2 separate regions of the Homo sapiens genome follow, and region 2 is linked to region 1. The links are chromatin loops, found by intact Hi-C in ENCODE. Cell type or tissue: MCF 10A. All regions are shown on one strand. Links, peaks and the distances in the headings refer to the core of each region. The heading gives the core; the rest is flanking DNA.

Region 1 (8,641 bases), core at 395-8,394:
CCCATTATCATTTTTTAGTGTTTTCATCTGCTTTTGTGGGTTAGCACTATCTTGCTAGCAGTTACTTAATGAGGTACATGGTAATATATTTGGTACAGACTACTTTGCCTACGTAACTACTCAGGTGTAACTGTTTTCCTCGTCTAATAAGAACTTCTACTCTTCAGATCCAGGCATTTCAGATCAATGTTGTCTTCTGTTTTCCAGAAAGCTAACATATAATTCAAGGAATCTCTGTTATTTATTTATTATAATACTCTTATCATTTGGAGGTGTATTTGGAAAACTACATCTCTTTCCCTTTGGTACAGCTTGGTTTAGATTACAGAAGTATGTGGGAGCATGAGAAAAACAACCCCATTAGAAAGTGGGCAAAGGGCATGAACAGACATTTCTCAAAAGAAGACATACATGTGGCCAACAAGCATAGGAATAAAGCTCAATATCACTGATCATTAGAGAAATGCAAATCAAAACCACAATGAGATACCATCTCTCACCAGTCGGAATAGCTCTTATTAAGAAGTCAAAAAATAACAGATGCTGGAAAGGTAGTGGAGAAAATGGAACACTTATACACAGTTGGTGGGAGTGTAAATTGGTTCAACCATTGTGGAAAACAGTATGGTGATTCCTCAAAGAGATAGAAGCAGAACTGCCATTCAACCTAGCAATCCCATTACTTGATATGTGCCCAGAGGAATATAAATTGTTCTACCATAAAGACACATGCATGTGAATGTTCACTGCAGCACTATTCATGATAGCAAAGATATGGAATCCACCTAAATGCCCATCAATGACAGATTGGATTAAAAAATGTGGCACATATACACCATGGAATATTATGCACCCATAAAAGAGAACGAGATCATATCTTTTGCTGGAACATGAATGGAGCTGGAGGCTATTATCCTTAGCAAACTAACACAAGAACACAAAACCAAAACTGCATGTTCTCACTTATAAGTGGGAGCTAAATGATAAGAACTCATGGACACAAAAAAGGAAACAACAGACACTCAGATCTACTTGAGAGGGGAGGGTGGAGGAGGGGGAGCAGCAGAAAAGATACTATTGGGTACTAGGCTTAACACCTGAGTGATGAAATAATCTGTATAAAAAACCCCCAGGACATATGTTGACCTATGTAACACACCTTTATATGCACCCTCAAACCTAAAATAAAAGTTAAAAAAAGGAATTTACTATAGTTAAATTATATAGCATGTTTCACACAACCTTCATCTTCATCTCCTTGCTTCTAATTTTTTTTTTTTTTTTTTTTTGAGACGGAGTCTTGCTCTGTCGCCCAGGCTGGAGTGCAGTGGTGCAATCTCAGCTCACTGCAAGCTCCACCCCTGGGTTCATGCCATTCTTCTGCCTCAGCCTCCCAAGTAGCTGGGACTACAGGCACATGCAGCCATGCCCGACTAATTTTTTTTTTTTTTTTTGTATTTTCAGTAGAGACGGGGGTTTCACCGTGTTAGCCAGGATGGTGTCGATCTCCTGACCTCATGATCTGCCTGCCTTGGCCTCCCAAAGTGCTGGGATTACAGGCGTGAGCCACTGCACCCAGCCTACTTCTGATATAATTTTGTGAGGAGTTGGGGAGGCATTATTTTCACATTTGACAAATGAGAAGTGTGAATTGACAAACGCTGAAGTGGGTGGGGAGAGCCTGGAGAATTGGGTGGCCTCAATCCTCACCTGGGCCTTTCCCCATGAATCATGAACCGCTGCCTTCAGTTCTCACATCAACTGCCTAGGGAAATATGACTATGTTCATTCCGCCTCTATGAGAAACTGTTCAGGAGGCACAAGGCAAGTGACTCCCTTCACAAGTGAGGGACTCTTCAATAAGAAAAGATATATATGATAAAAGTCACATCTCATTTAAGTATTCATGGATGCTTTGCATGTTCAAGGAGGTTTTCCAGGCACTGGGAATGGAGTAAAGAGTAAACAGGTGCAATTTCAGGCCTGAAAGAAATCAGAAGCTTGTAGGAAAATAGGCAATGAATTCAAAATTATACCAATAATCACATAATGAAAAGTATTTGGGGATTCTTTCAAAGACAGGCACAGATTTTATGAGGCCCAGATTTTACGAGTAAGTATCTGAAATCAAATCTACGTCACCAGGGGAAAACTCCTTGAAGATATGATATTTAATTTGAAACCTGAAGGCCAGCAAGTTGGAATAGGGCATTTTAGACAGCACATGTAAAAGCTCTGCAAGAAAGAAAGTGGCACTTTGAAAATGCTGGAGGAAGATCAGTATGTTGACAGCATGGTCAACAGGGGTGTAGGTCATGCCTACCTTCAGAGCTAGTCCCAGGCCAGTTCATAGAGCCTTGTGGGTTTGCTAAAAATTTTGGATATTTCCAAAGTGAAATGGGAAGGTACTAAACAGTTTTATGTAGAGGATTAATATGCTCTAACTTCTCATAGTAAACAGTCACTTTAGCTGCTCATTATAGAGAAGGATAAAAGTTGAAAGAAGAATTAGGGAGCTCAAACTAGAAATGTAATAGATAACTGGTTGATATGGTTTGGGTCTGTGTCCCCATCCAAATCTCACCTTGAATTGTAATAATCCCCAGGTGTCAAGGGCTGGACCAGGTGGAGATAATTGAACCATGGGGGTGGTTCCCCCATACTGCTCTCGTGATAGTGAGTGAGTTCTCACGAGATCTGATGGTTTTGTAAGGGGCTTTCCCGTTTGCTGGGCACTCATTCTCTCTCCTGCCACCCTGTGAAGAGGTGTCTTCTGCTATGATTATAAGTTTCTTGAGACCTCCCCAGCCATGTGGAACTGAGACAATTAGACAACTTTTTTCTTTATAAATCACCCAGTCTTGGGCAGTTATTTATAGCAGCGTGAGAAGAGACCAACATACTGGTAGATTCTTTCTTCTTTTTCCTGGATGACTTAATCTTATTTTGCTAACTTTCATAATCTGAGATCTCAGATACCTTGCCACATAAATAGCTATTTTATTCTTTATCTGAAGTTGATTTCTTATTAATGTTATTACTCTAGAAAGTGTAAGCACCTTCCTTATATATGTGATTTATGCAGAGACATTTTGGTTATTAGAGATGATATTAGGAAAATATCCATTTTCCAGGATTTTTGGTTAACAAATGCAATGTAGGACTCACATTTTTGTAGGGTTCACAATTACCTCCACCACATTTCTCAAGAGACTCTCTGGTAACTTTCATTCCAGATCAGTGACAAAGATGACAGAAATTTTTGCTATTGTAGCTCATTTACACACAAGATGAAACAAGCGGGACAGATGTTCCTAAAAAGAATGAAGTGCAATTTAAGAAAATAACTCTCTTTGAACTTTGAAAATGACATGGAGGAAATTTGGATTCTGATTTCAAGAGGTAGAATTTGTGAAGAGTAATGATTTTACAACATCCCACCCCACTCCCTTCTTCCTGGTTGAACTGATGGATGCTCCAACCTACAGCATTTGTACTGATTCTACATTGATCTTTTTCTGCATTGGGCCTGACTTAAGGGAATCTGACAGCACTGGGCCAAAAAACCAGTAACATTTATTAGGCCCTTGGTTACTGAACAAGCACAGAGACAAAGAAAAACTTAACTGAAGATTGTGTTTATACATTTGACACGTGTCAGGTAAGATATTTGGTTCACATGCAATAAAAATGAAATGTAGATTTCTCTGGAACTCGTGACTTACAGGACTTACTCAAATGGGCATTAAAAAGGTGCAACATGACTGCTTTTCTCTATAAAGGAAGGATATTTAAATTGAGACAGTGGAGAAATGCACATTATACAGGTACATCTTCCGTCTAGAAAAGAATTCTTGCCTTTTTTCTTTTATTGGCACAGACAGAGAAGAGAAGAGAAGCGGTGTGTCCATTTGTTTGCTTTCCAAATGTTTAAATGTCACTCAAGAGAAAGTTTTTCCCATATTTCTATGAGACTCGTCTTATCACCAGAATTCAAGTCTACAATCTCTTATACACAATTCCAAAATTGAAAATTCTGAAACTGTAAATGTTTTTGCAATTTTGGCTCCAAAGCTCTTTGAGTGGCAAAATCTGCCTTAATCTGATGTGAGGCTATTTATAGACTTTATTCTACTAAGAATATTTATTTCACTGTATAAATTTTAATATATTTATTGTGTGGTGCACCCTCAGGCCTGTATATGCAGAATATTTAGAATATACACTGTATTTCCTTTCTAACATCTAAAATATTTTGAATTTTCATCTAAGAGTTTTGGATAAAGGAATGTGAACCTATGCCACAGAGAAAAGAAAATTCAGTTCATTGAGCCTGATTACCTCCAAGCTCCTATCACTGTGGGCAAGGGTTGAAAGACTTGTCATATTGGGAAATGAAGTCCTTGTCCAAATGACCCGATGAATCACTTCCTTCCTTTTTGGCCAGTCTGGTCTGTTCATGGGTCACCGAAGACAAGAGTCAAAGAATCACTGTGTTTTAGAACAGACGTGCTGATCTAAATTTTAGATTCTAAAATATGCTCTGTTGACTAAGCTGCATTGCCTGGTAACAAAGACAATCACAATGAGGATTCATTCATTCCATAAATATTTACTGAGCACCTATTATGAAATGTCAAACATGTTGTAACAGAAAAAGAACCTAGATACAACTCAGGAGCCCTGGGTTCAAATTGGTTTAGCCATCTAACTCCTGTATAAAGTTTGGCAAGTCATTTAACTTCTCTTTCTCTCTAGATATTTATGATAATTAAATTTAATAATATACTCAAAAGATTTGTACATTTTATTGAGCTTCTGTGCTAAATGCCTTATATGTACCATATAAAGAATTATTATGTGCAGAGAATAAGATTGGTGGGCATACTAGGATGGGTAAAACACCCACTCTCAAAGAGCAAACTGATAGAGGAGTAACATATGCACCTACAGAACTATGCCAGGCTTTTATTTTTTTTTTTAATCACTGATAGGCAGCACCAAAATAATTTTGGAAGATAAGCTGCTCTAAGTCCTTGCAAGAAAAATATGGACGGGGGAAGGGAGAAAGAAGCATCTGAAAGGAATTTCATCTAAAACAGCTGCCTTGCTAAGTCCCTGTTTCAAATTGCCTGTTAGCTGATCTGACTTAAGACTTTTTTTTGTAATCAAGAAACAAAATCTGTGGGGTTTGCTAGTTCAATTCATTTGCACATTTCTCACAGCTACATATGGCAGGACTGGAATGATCAAATTTCCTTCAGCTTTATCATAAATCAGAGAGATTCCAATGTGTCCTTCACAGCTTTAAGTTTTCAAAACCATCACGACTAATGAAATATTTATTCTGAGACCTACAGCCACTTGCATGGAGTCACGTTCCTTAGAGGAGAGACTTTGACAAAAAGCCCATCAAAAAAGCAGCTGGGGGCCCCCGACCCTGGCCGCACTACCATTCTCCACTTTTGGCCTTTGCATCTGCCACCTTCAGGTTACCAAATGGCATCTCTCATAAACTGTAAGCACAGGCATTTTGCTCAACCCGACAGCTTTCAGTTGGAAACTAATCAAACTTTAAGGATTCGACTTAAGAGCAGGAAAAGGCTTTCTCAAGGTTTTATTACTTTGTAAAATGTATTAGGTTACAAATCAAGTTAATTTTAAAAGAGAACCTAGTTATTTTTTACTAGATGGTTTAAAAGTTTTCACTGTTATATAAAGCCAAACAACCAAAATCAGATAAATTTCCCTACAAATTGGCTGTTGGCCAAGTGTTTGCAGAAAAACTAGGATGAACCCATTTGCTGCAACAGCAACAATGACGCAAATGATGAAGAGGCTGGGCTGACACAGAAATGTAGTCCTTCCTCGTTGAGATTGTTGACCGAACATAGAAAAGCATTTACAAACAACCTAGGGAGATTTCTACCATGCTCCTTTGCAATGTTTCTTTGCTATTCTTCCCATCAAGAAGTGAAATCCATTTCTCCTTCTCTTATCTGATCTGTCTATATGGCCAGCTTTCACCAACAGAATGGGACAAGAGTGGCAGTGCCAGTTCTGGCCAGGTTTTAAGGGTTCTTACAACTTTTGCTTTTGCTCTCTTGCAACACCGACTGAGACTGCCATGTAAAGGGAGCTGGCCCAGCCCCCCTGAGGACAAGAGCCCATTGCAAAGAGAGCCTATGTGCCCCAGCCAGCAAGACGAGTGAAGCCATCTTGTTCCTTCTGGCCAGGATAACATTCTAGCTAAATGCAACCATACAGGTAAGCCCAGGTGAAACCAGCAGAAAAGTCAGCCAATCACCTCACAACATTATGAGAAATAAATTATTGTGGTTTATGCTTCTATGTTTTAGGGACACCTGCATTCTGGTTTTGACCTTGCCACGAATTAGTTGTTGACAAGGTATTTGATTCTATGTACTTTATCTCACATCTCAAAGGTGGAAACGTGAACTACATAAAAACTAATGTCCCTTCTTGTTTCTGTGTTATGGAAACTTGCCCCAAATCTGCAAACTTCAATCCATCCTTGATAGCAGAAAGCTGTAAAGGTTCACTAAGAATAACCAGGTTGGGAGCAGTGGCTCACGCTTGTAATCCCAGCATTTTGGGAGGCTGAGGTGGGTGGATCACGAGGTTAGGAGTTCAAGACTAGCCTGGCCAAGATGGTGAAACCCCATCTCCACTAAAAAAAAATAAAAATAAAAAAAATTAGCTGGGCATGGTGGCAGGCACCTGTAATCCCAGCTACTCTGGAACTCCAGAGGCTGAGGGAGGAGAATCGCTTGAACCCAGGCGGCAGAGGTTGCAGTGTGCTGAGATCGCACCACTGCACTCCAGCTTGGGTGGCAGAGTGAGAATCCGTCTCAAAAAAAATAAAAGAGAGAGAGAGAATAACCAGCAAGAAAAATCTTAGATAATGGTGGCTCCTGTTGTGGTGGGATAACAAGCATCTCAAAAAACATGCTGGCAAACACATAAAGTAATTGTTACATGCATCATTGAAATGTAAATTAGAAATTCGTGCTTTTGGGAAAAGTAAAGGGCTTGGGTAGATAAAGTATAGAAGAAATAGATTCTGTTTGAACAAGAATTGTTCTGCTTTGTTTTCTATCATTGTGGTTGAAGAGCATTTTGCAAATGAGTGTGGGTAGTTGGCTGTTACCATGGGTCAGGTGCATACAGTACGCACAAGTCAACTGTCAGGAGCCAAAATGAGTCCATCTGCTCCCTTTAAAAATCTTATCCAGTTATTCATTCCTGCTTTTTTATGCACCAACAACATTATCTCTTGCATATACTCTGCATAATTGGTGATTTCTGATTGCCTGCTGAAATTCTATCTTGATGCTGGTCGTAATCATTGCCTGATGGGAACATTTCATTCTTCAGCATGTGTAGTCATAATTATTTTAGATTCCTATGTAAAGTTAATCCACCCTGAAGGGGAATCCCTGGATGTCACCACAGAGGTAACATCTAACATTTCTGCTATTTTACTTTGTCTGATCTTTGTTGAATAAGTAATCATCTTCTGTTTACAAAACTAGCCTAGTAAAATTGAAAGTATTATGTGAAGCATAATGTGTGTCTTTGGCAGATAAATACACCTAGTTATTGATATGTGCTGAATATCGTTATTAAAAAAATAGAGTTACACTGAATGAATGAAATATGCACTGGGTAATGTATTTCATTCTTTCTTAAATTGCCTAGAAAGGCTAAGTTAAACAAGGAAGTATTAGCAGTTGCCTTCCTTGGTACTTTCCTCAGATTTTTCTTACCTGCCGTGACTGTTACCAAGTAATGCTGAATGGAAAATCTGTGACACTTTCTATAATAAGACAATTTTGACACCAACATAACATATAAACTCAAAGATATTTCTAGTCTCAAATACCTGCTGCTATGGCAACTTCCAAAGAACTCACTTTTCAAAATATTTGGATATACTGAGAGCATGTTAAAAATTTATTGACTTTTCCAAAACTCTCTGATTTGAATTAAGACCTATTTTTATCTACCTGTTAAAAATTATTTCTGTTCATTATAATTTTTGTCAACTAGTTTTAGAGGTTAAACCCTAGGAGATAAGAAACCAAATAGATCAGGATTTCAAGAAGTAAAACATGAAATGATTGAAAATTACAGGTATATTGATGTATGTATGATGTTTGTATGTATTCTGATGCAATTAAGGCCAGCGTTGTTTGGTGTTCTCTGTTGGAAGTCATGCCCAATGGATGTAAACTGTAGGATACTATATTACGGTTTTTGGGTTTTTTTTTTTTTTTTTTGAAGATTAAATATTGATCCTGTGGCTTTCTCTCAGCAAATATAGGCCAGTTTTGGGAAGTAACAACAGGTGTAGAAATTACAAGGGAATACTCTGTTCACATCTGCACATCATCACGTTTGAATGGTGTTGGGCAGTATTAATTGCTGGAACGAACGGTCTGTTTTGCTGCAGTTCAAATGTTCATCTTTGTTGAATAAAACTTGGTCTTCAAGGAAAGCCTGGCCTCTCAGGACATTTATATTTCCATTATACTAATTGGAGGTCAGTATAAACCTGACAACAAAATGAAAAGTGCAAAATCCACAAGTGAGCTCAAACTCACAGGGCAGATTCTGG
Region 2 (8,641 bases), core at 356-8,355, 57 kb before region 1:
AGGTCCTGAGAACATGTGCCCAAGGTGGCTGGGGTGCAGCTTTTATACATTTTAGGGAGACATGAGACTTCAATCAAATATACTTAAGAAATACATTGGTTCAGCTGGGTGTGGTGGCTCATGCCTGTAATCCCAGCAGTTTGGGAGGCCGAGGTAGGTGGATCACTTGAGGTCAGGAGTTCAAGACCAGCCTGACCAACATGGTGAAACCCTGTCTCTAGTAAACAAATTTTAAAAAGTTAGCTAGACGTGGTGGCACGTGCTTGTAGTCCCAGCTACTCAGGAGGCTGAGGCAGGAGAAGTGCTTGAACCTGGGAGGCACAGGTTGCAGTGAGCCAAGATCACACCACTGCACTCCAGCCTGGGCGACAGAACAAGACTCCTTTTTTAAAACAAATAAATAAATAAATAGGTTCCGTTCAGAAAGGTGGGACAACTTGAAGCTGGGTGTAAGTTGGGGGTGGAGTGGGGGTTTCCAGCTTACAGGTAGACTTAAAAATTTCCTGGTTGACAATTGGTTGAGTTCACCTAAAGACCTGGGATCAATAGAAAGGAATGTCTAGGTTAAGATAAGAGGTTGTGGAGACCAAAGTTGAATCATGCAGATACAGCCTCCAGGTAGCAGGCTTCAGAGAGGAGAGACTGTAAAATGCTTCTTATGAGACTTAAGGTCTGTGTTGATGTCAATGCTGGAGAGGTGTAATGAGACATGTCCAACTCCCATTTCCCTTCATGGCCTGAAACGGTCTCTCAGGTTAAATTTTAAAAGAGGCCCTGCCAAGGAGAAAGTCTATTCAGATGGTTGAGGGGGCCTTAGAATTTTATTTTTGGTTTACAAATCTTTTTGTTTTGTTTTGCTTGTTTGCTTTCTTATATTTCCTTGAGGAAAAAGGAGTTAGTAGGACTCATGAGCCATGTAACCTGGATGGTTTGTCCTTTTGTATCTTAATAACTCCTTTTAACTACAAAGCTTAAAATAGTCCCTTTAACTGGAGCTAATGGGAATCCTTCACATGGCTTACTGGGCCCAACAACCCAACTCAAAGAATCATTTTTTCTATCTTTCCATTTTGCTTCGTTTATAAAATTTTGCCAGATGATAGTTTTCTGGGTAATTTCCTTGCTGTCCAATCCTCTCAGATTATTTAAAGTTAAGCAGTGTAGCTGGATGCAAAACTCTAGCTTTTATTATGTGTATAGAAGATAAATGTTATTGTTGTCTGTTTGGGATACTTGTACATTGTTTTCAAAGGGACAGGTCATATCCAAATCAATTGAAAAAAATAAACTTTCTAGGAGACAGTGTTCAGATGAAGGTCACTTTATGCTTGGGATTGAACAGCAAAGCAGTTGAAATTTGAAGTATACTGTTTTTTTCTCCCCTTTTGGTAACCATGGGAATAGCAGAGTGACTTATATACAAAGCTTGTGGGAAGGAATAACCTTGGAAATTCTTCTACTGAAGAATGATTTAAACCTTCTTGTGACACATGAATCACTGGGTGGTGCTTTCTGTCAACATTCTTTGCTCTTCTGAACCAGAAAAGCCAGTATCTGCCTGGTTACTGGTGGTGCCACTGCTGCTGGGAAACAGAACTGTGACAGTGGAATTCTTCTGAAATCATTTTGAAATAAGTTGCATGCATTTAGCAAATCCTATATAATATTTTCATCACAGGTATCTTTTGGACATATTATTGATATTCTGCACTATAAAAAATGACATTTTGAACAACTTAATTTTTATTTTTAACTCAGAGAAAGGAAAAATATTTCAATAAATTATTTTAACACCAGAACAATATCTACGTATTGTATGTGATGGAATATTATATTTCTTTCAGTTAATTTTAATTCATTATCTTCAGTTTGCATCTCCTACAGAAGATATATATATATATATACTTATTTCTTTTTTTAATTCAAGTGATTTGAAGTGTTCTTCTTTTCTTTTGTGGAAACTATTGCTTTGTACTATACCTTTTCTTCAAAAACAAGATTAAATGTAAAAATATATTAAAGCTGTTCTAGAGATTATTAAATTAGGTCTCTGTAATAGTTTTTGCCTATTAAATAGGAAGATAAGGGTCTGAGAAAACTATGGCTAGATCATGCAGTCAAACTAATTTTTTAATTTTCTTATCTGAACATTTTATCAAAAATCATTTTGTATTTTGTTTGCTGGCTGTCATTCTTTGCATAAGAACTTGCACATCACTCTTCAGATTACATTTATTGACACAACTTCACTATAAATCATTCCCTGACAATTCCACAAGCACAGTGGCTCACACCTGTAATCCCAGAACTTTGGAAGGCCAAGGTGGGAGGAATACTTGAGGCCAGGAGTTCTGGACCAGTCTGGGCAACATAGCGAGATTCTGTCTCCACCAAAAACAAACAAAAAACAAAAATAACTTTAAAAATATTTTATACATTAATAGGTTATATTAGCTTTTCCTTCACTGGCTCTTCTATTTTTATCATTCCTTCACCAGCTTCTTTTTTGCTAAAATGCTAATACGTGTTCATCTAAGACAGCATGTTAAATGTCTAAACTCAGAGGGTACCTTTAACCCCACTTTCCCCATGCCCAGGGGCATAGCACATCATCACCTTGTGCTATGATAATCAGGCATAGGAAATCTCCTAATACACATACACACACACACACACACACACACACACACACGTAGAGAGAACATGAGCGTGTTGAATTAAGCAAACTAGGAGAGAGTAGTTTATATATATGTATTATATAATATTTTATATATGCGTACATATATAAATATATACATATATATCATACATACATACATTATATATACACATACATATATACCATATATAAATATGTTTTATATTATATATATATAGAGAGAGAGAGAGAGCTAAAGAGAGAGCTAATAACTGGCTTTAGTCTTTTGCACTTAGATGTGTCTTATTTCGTTCTCATGTCCAATCTCCTTTAGCCTGAGAAACGTTTTGGCTTGTCTCTTTTGCCCACTCTTACCCATTCAGCACATTTACATGCATGAGCTGGAGCTACTCGACTTTGGGACCCAGATCCTAGGACCTCACATGTAATCAGGATGTGAATGCAGACATTCATTGCTATTGATTCATCTAGATAATCTTCCATTGTCACTAGTCAGTCATTGCAAACACCACTGGATTTTATCAATCCACTTTGCCTGTGAATATGGAATACTGGAAAAAGTTTCTACCACCCAAACAAATTTTAAATTGGCCTTGCTTGTTTGCACCACTCACATCAAACTGTAAGAACATCTGCAGTACCTACAAGACTGTGATTTCCTAGAAGAGACAACCATTGATGCATCAGTTTGTTGCCCTGTGCTTTGATCAGTGCACAGTGTATTACATATGCCCAGTAACTGACAAATGAAGAGCTTCCTCTCCCCTATCTGGTTTGATAAAAAACCCTGTTTCTGTAATCACTTGGAAACCACTGTGAGCTTATAACAGGAAGTCTCTAACTTCTACCGATTCTATTACAGAAATCACTTCTGGGGTTATGTGAAACAGAAACCCATAAACCATCTATGGAGATGAAGTCACCACAGTGCTGTGTTGGACTTCGTCCTGTGAGTGTGGGGTAGGGAACTGTCTTCTAGGAGCAGGTGGTCATGGTATAGTGTGGGAGGGAAGAAGACAAGAGAAAGAAGACAGTTTTCTGGTACCTGATGTGGCTTTGTCAAAATTCCAAAATAGATCAAGTTCATTTGGGATATTCTTTCACATTTTATTTATTTTTTATTACTGGCAATTGTCTCTCAAATCATGCTGTGCTTACTTGCTCCCCACTCCCACTCCCTACCTCCACAATGCCTTTTTTCTGTTCTATACTTTCACCATAAAATCTCCGCAGGGGTGGGTGATGAGAAAGGCTAAAAGCAGCAGCTGATTTTAATGAGAATGACAGCAGCCTTGACTAAACTAATATCCACTAAGGTTTGAATGACTAATAGCATTATTATTCCTCTGTTATTTGCATTTTGAAGTCTTGCCCCAGAGCGAATTATACCAGTTCCTGCTTTCACAAGTTCCTTTCTCCACGTTTATACTCCACATCCAGTGTTTAGAACTGAAAGAGTTGCCACACATCTAAATATTCCTCACAATGTCTGTTCTGAATCAGCATTTTTGCATAAAGGTGAATGTGGGTTCTGTGGAAACAGGGAATTCTGTGAGCCTGAAACTCTGATGAATGGCTTTATGTTTAGAAGTCAGCAATGCTGGTATGTGGGAAAATGTTGCTGTTCAGATCTTTTTGGTCTCCATTTCATCGTCTTTGCAGCTTAAAAAATAATCCAGTGAAAATCTTTGATGGGGAATGTAGCCTCAAACAAGTTTTCTTTATTCTTTTGTGATTCTAGAAACTTGATTATATCAATTAGGAAGGCTTTAAGTTTCTTGAGTGTCTCTAGGGAGTTTCATGTTTTACTCTTTGGTAATTCCTATAAAATTATGAGTGTGAACAAGCTTCAGACATCAGAAATCATTGCCAGCCTCCTTGAAGGGTCCAAAAGAAAATAATGTTCTTTAGGTAAATAATATGTGATGTAAAAGGAATATATGAACTGCAATGGTATTGTCTTACCTTATTCTCCTTTATAAATAATATATAAATTCATATTACATATATAGTGTATATGTTACATGCACACGAATTTACATGTAGAATTAGATATAGCTGAGCAAATACACAAAACAAATACATATTTGTTGTATATATTTATATTTTATATGTGTATGTATGTGTGTATATATGTATAAAATGCTACATAGACAAAAATATTATTTCTGAAGTATAATGATCATGTTAACATTAAAAGTTTGAATGTAAATTAATCTCCAGCCCTGTAACCAACTCCAACTCCCAACTCCTCTTCTCAAAAAGGAGCTATGCTGGGAAAAGCTAAACAGCTGTATGATTGAGAACATCCCCCACTCCCTCCTGCCCTCAGCCATGCACTTTTAATCATTTTTTTGTTTGTTTGTTTTTGTTTTCTTTTGATGGAGTCTCGCTCTGTCTCCCAGGCTGGAGTACAGTGGTGCGATCTCGGCTCACTGCAAACTCTACCTCCCAGGTTCACCCCATTCTCCCGCCTCAGCCTCCCGAGTAGCTGGGACTACAGGTGCCCGCCACCACACCCGGCTAATTTTGTTTTTGTATTTTTAGTAGAGATGGGGTTTCACTGTATTAGCCAAGATGGTCTTGATCTTCTGACCTTGTGATCTGCCTGCCTTGGCCTCCCAAAGTGCTGGGATTACAGGCATGAGCCACCGCACTTGGCCTTAATCAATTTTAAAATAAGACTGTAGTATGAGTTAGTGTATTGTCTTGTTGACACAGTCTTTCTTGTTCAACTGGCATCCCTTTGAGGTCTGAAACAGCAGACTTTTTTCTATAAAAGTGTTCCTTAGTGTTATTTTTAATGTTTTCATTTGGTCAACAAATATTTATCAAGGACCTACTTTGTGCAGATACCAAGATGAGGAAGACATCCCTGTCGTCTTCAGTGAGCTCTGTGTCTAGAGAGAGAAGTATTGTCTTCTATTATATTATGTGCATAGAACTATGTATTATGACTATATGTTCATGTTTACAGATTTAGGATTTTTCTGTAAAAGGTATTTATATTTAGATGTATTGAAATGTAAGATAAGTACATTTCTAGATCTTGAACCAAATTTTTTAGAAAGTCACTGTAAAGATAAATAAAAAAGTGTGTTTATCCTGTGAAGAAAAAAACAAAAATGTGCATTTTTCTGACAATGATTGGTGAGTTTCCAAATATCTATAGCCTAAGTTATTAAAGTTAAATAGTAAAACAATATATCTTTATAAATTCTTGTGTAACTTTGACTTTATAACTATGTTATTGATCAAATGTGTTTTCCCTTTTCTAGGGAAAAAAAGGCCTTTAAAAATCTCATATAGCTTATTGATGATCAAGTGCCTTGTAGAAAGTAACGTTTTGATGAAGAAAGTGAGAATAAATCAGGAACATATGGATTTCATTTATCTCCAAATGTACAGACTTTTTAAGAGGTTCTGAGGGAAATTCCTGGCAAAATGCTCCTGATTTAGAGTATAAAACATATCTGAAAAATACACAAAAAGGTGGGCAACAGAAAAATTTAATATATGGAGTCTGCAACACATTGAATTTCTTTCTCACTCAAATATGTCTAGGACTATTCTGGAAACACACAGCCACATCCTGGAGTGACTCGTCCTTGCTAAAACTTCAATTCTGTGTTAAATGTGTGGACTGGTTCAAAAGGCAGCCGGTTATACACTCTTACAAATAAGAATAAGCCTTCTTGACCAATAACCAGTGAGGTACAATCAACTGTGGATCTCCAGCTAAAACCTAACTCCTTTGTCACTTTCCTTGTTACCCTGAATAATGTAGGATTTCCAACATGTGACTTGGAAAACCCCTTACTAGTGGCTGGGGTTGGTGGGGGGTGGTAGAAATGGAGCATGTGTGCACACGTGTGTGTGTAAAACAGCGAGCGACATATTTTTAGAAATAGGGCACTTGCATCTCAATAATGCATTCTCATACCAATTTTCTGATGTAGTTGCATAATTTCACTTACATGTGCAGTGTTACTCAATTGTATACCTCATTAACATGTTATGATAGTCTTCCTGAGAGGTAGGCATGCACATCTTAGCCATTGGAAGGGGATAAGGAGGAGATGAGGGCACCTTCTCCCTCTCACGTAGAGACAGTGGCATTGTTTGTGAGGTTTCTCTCCTCCCTGCTCTGCTCCTTTTCACCTGTAGCCCGTGTAGGAGTGATTCCAAGCTCTCTGAAAGAGCAGTGAGTCTGTGTATACGTTACATGCACACAAATTTACATGCAGAGTTCCTCAAAGCAGAATAGTTCCACGGTGCTCTTGTAAGCCTCCATGGAACCAAAGTGCATCATCCTTCTTTCCTCCATCTCCTTCAAGGCAGGAGGAGGACACTGAGCAGCCTCAGGGATGGATGGATGACTGGAGGAGATGATTCAAAAATAAGACTCAAAAGAGGGCAGTGGCACATGATAGGTGGTCCTCAAGCTTGATTACCTGGAGGACCAGGTAATCAGAAGGTGGCCCAAAGCATGAGGCCCCTGCCTTACGTTCCCCATAGCCTCCAAGTATTTGATGCTATAGCATTGTGCCCAGAGATGACTCCAGTGGTCTTAAAATTGAACCTGAGCCTGGGGCAGAATAGAAATTGCAATCTCTGACATCACTGTCTCCGTGATGCTTGTGAGCAAACTACCTCTTTCTCTGCATGTGGCTCCTCTGAGATCCAGGCTTCCCTGGAGTCCATGAGGTGCAGAGCACCTCCATGACCACGAAGAACAGATGAACTCTTTTCCACATTCTAGTGGAAAGCTCTCTGTTCAGTCTTCACTTGGGTGAGTATTTTTCTTTAGTAAGTACAGTCAGATCTTCTTGAATCATAACTTAACATTTTTGTAATAATGCCAGGAATTAATCACTTTCTATTGCTCACATCTTGATTATACATTCTTTCTTCAGAACACTGTAAGATATCTGATCTTAAATAACAAGGTTTTGGAATTTACAAAACATTTGTTTCATTCTTTTCTCACTCAAAAATAGAGAGGCCTGATTCTTGCATTGGCTGCATAAAGAGGCTAGCACCACAGTCTTAAAGGTACAGGTGGGAGGAAAGCAAAACTTTGCATCCCACCCACAGACCTGGATTTTTATTCATCCCAGCTTCCATTCCAGTAGAGGGGGCAATGGTGTCCAAGTCCCTGGAGACTAGCAGAAGACCATGGTAGATAGATGCCAGAGCTTCATCACCACCATATCAATGGGATCACCATGAGCACCTGGCAGTCAGGCTTCCCATCCCAAATGCTCTAGGACATAGGGATCCATGTATGGCCAGGGAATTCCTGGGCTTGAGCTTCTGGCACCACTGTCCATTGCATCCTAGGGTGATTTTCGCCCAGTTCTCCCTAGTCATCAGCCCCAGGAATGTCTGCAGAGGAATAAACTCCTGGCCTTGGAACAGCATGGTCTCCCAGTCTTGTAAAGAGGGCAAAGTTAGAAGGACTACCAGCTTCCCAGCTGTGAGATTCTAGACAGGCCTGTCACATCTCCTGTCACTTCTCCACCCCTTTCTCTATCAATGGCTCACAACATTTTTTGAACATGCCCTGTGGAAATTTTGGCCTAGCACAAATACAAACACAAATACTGACCACATATTGTAAACACCAGAATAATAGTTTCAGAAAACATTCCTTACCTTTTTTTTTTTTTGGTGGGGTGGGTGGGAGATGGCATCTCACTCTGTCCCCAGGCTGGAGTGCAGTGGCACGATCTCGGCTCGCTGCAACCTCCACCTCCTGGGTTCAAGCAATTCTCCTGCCTCAGCCTCTTGAGTAGCTGGGATTACAGGCATCCGCCACCACCCTCGGCTGATTTTTTTATTTTTAGTAGAGACGGGGTTTCACCATGTTGGTCAGGCTGGTCTCAAACTCCTGACCTCGTGATCCGCCCGCCTTGGCCTCCCAAAGTGCTGGGACTACGGGTGTGAGCCACCGTGCCTGGCCCATTCCTAACCTTTTTA

Evidence for each region. Hi-C counts contacts between places; a loop is a spot of excess contacts. Peaks named below come from ENCODE experiments on the same cell type or tissue, not always from the same donor. Only the 100,000 strongest peaks of a DNase experiment are listed, where the experiment ranks them.
Region 2: a loop joins it to region 1, with 1.8 times the contacts of the local background. A loop is called at or near these places in 8 of 110 quality-filtered maps.

What each region holds. Positions count from the first base shown.
Region 1 is chr2:150,582,540-150,591,180 of GRCh38, forward strand. No RefSeq gene overlaps it. Among named protein-coding and RNA genes, the nearest start is that of LINC01920, 15 kb to the left of the region's middle. RefSeq lists an enhancer at 4,256-4,550. In MCF 10A, for the core only: no CTCF peak of the experiment used is centred there; a DNase peak (open chromatin) is centred at 4,452.
Region 2 is chr2:150,525,552-150,534,192 of GRCh38, forward strand. No RefSeq gene overlaps it. Among named protein-coding and RNA genes, the nearest start is that of RND3, 42 kb to the left of the region's middle. RefSeq lists enhancers at 3,520-3,599, 3,610-3,669. In MCF 10A, for the core only: no CTCF peak of the experiment used is centred there; DNase peaks (open chromatin) are centred at 1,490 and 4,080.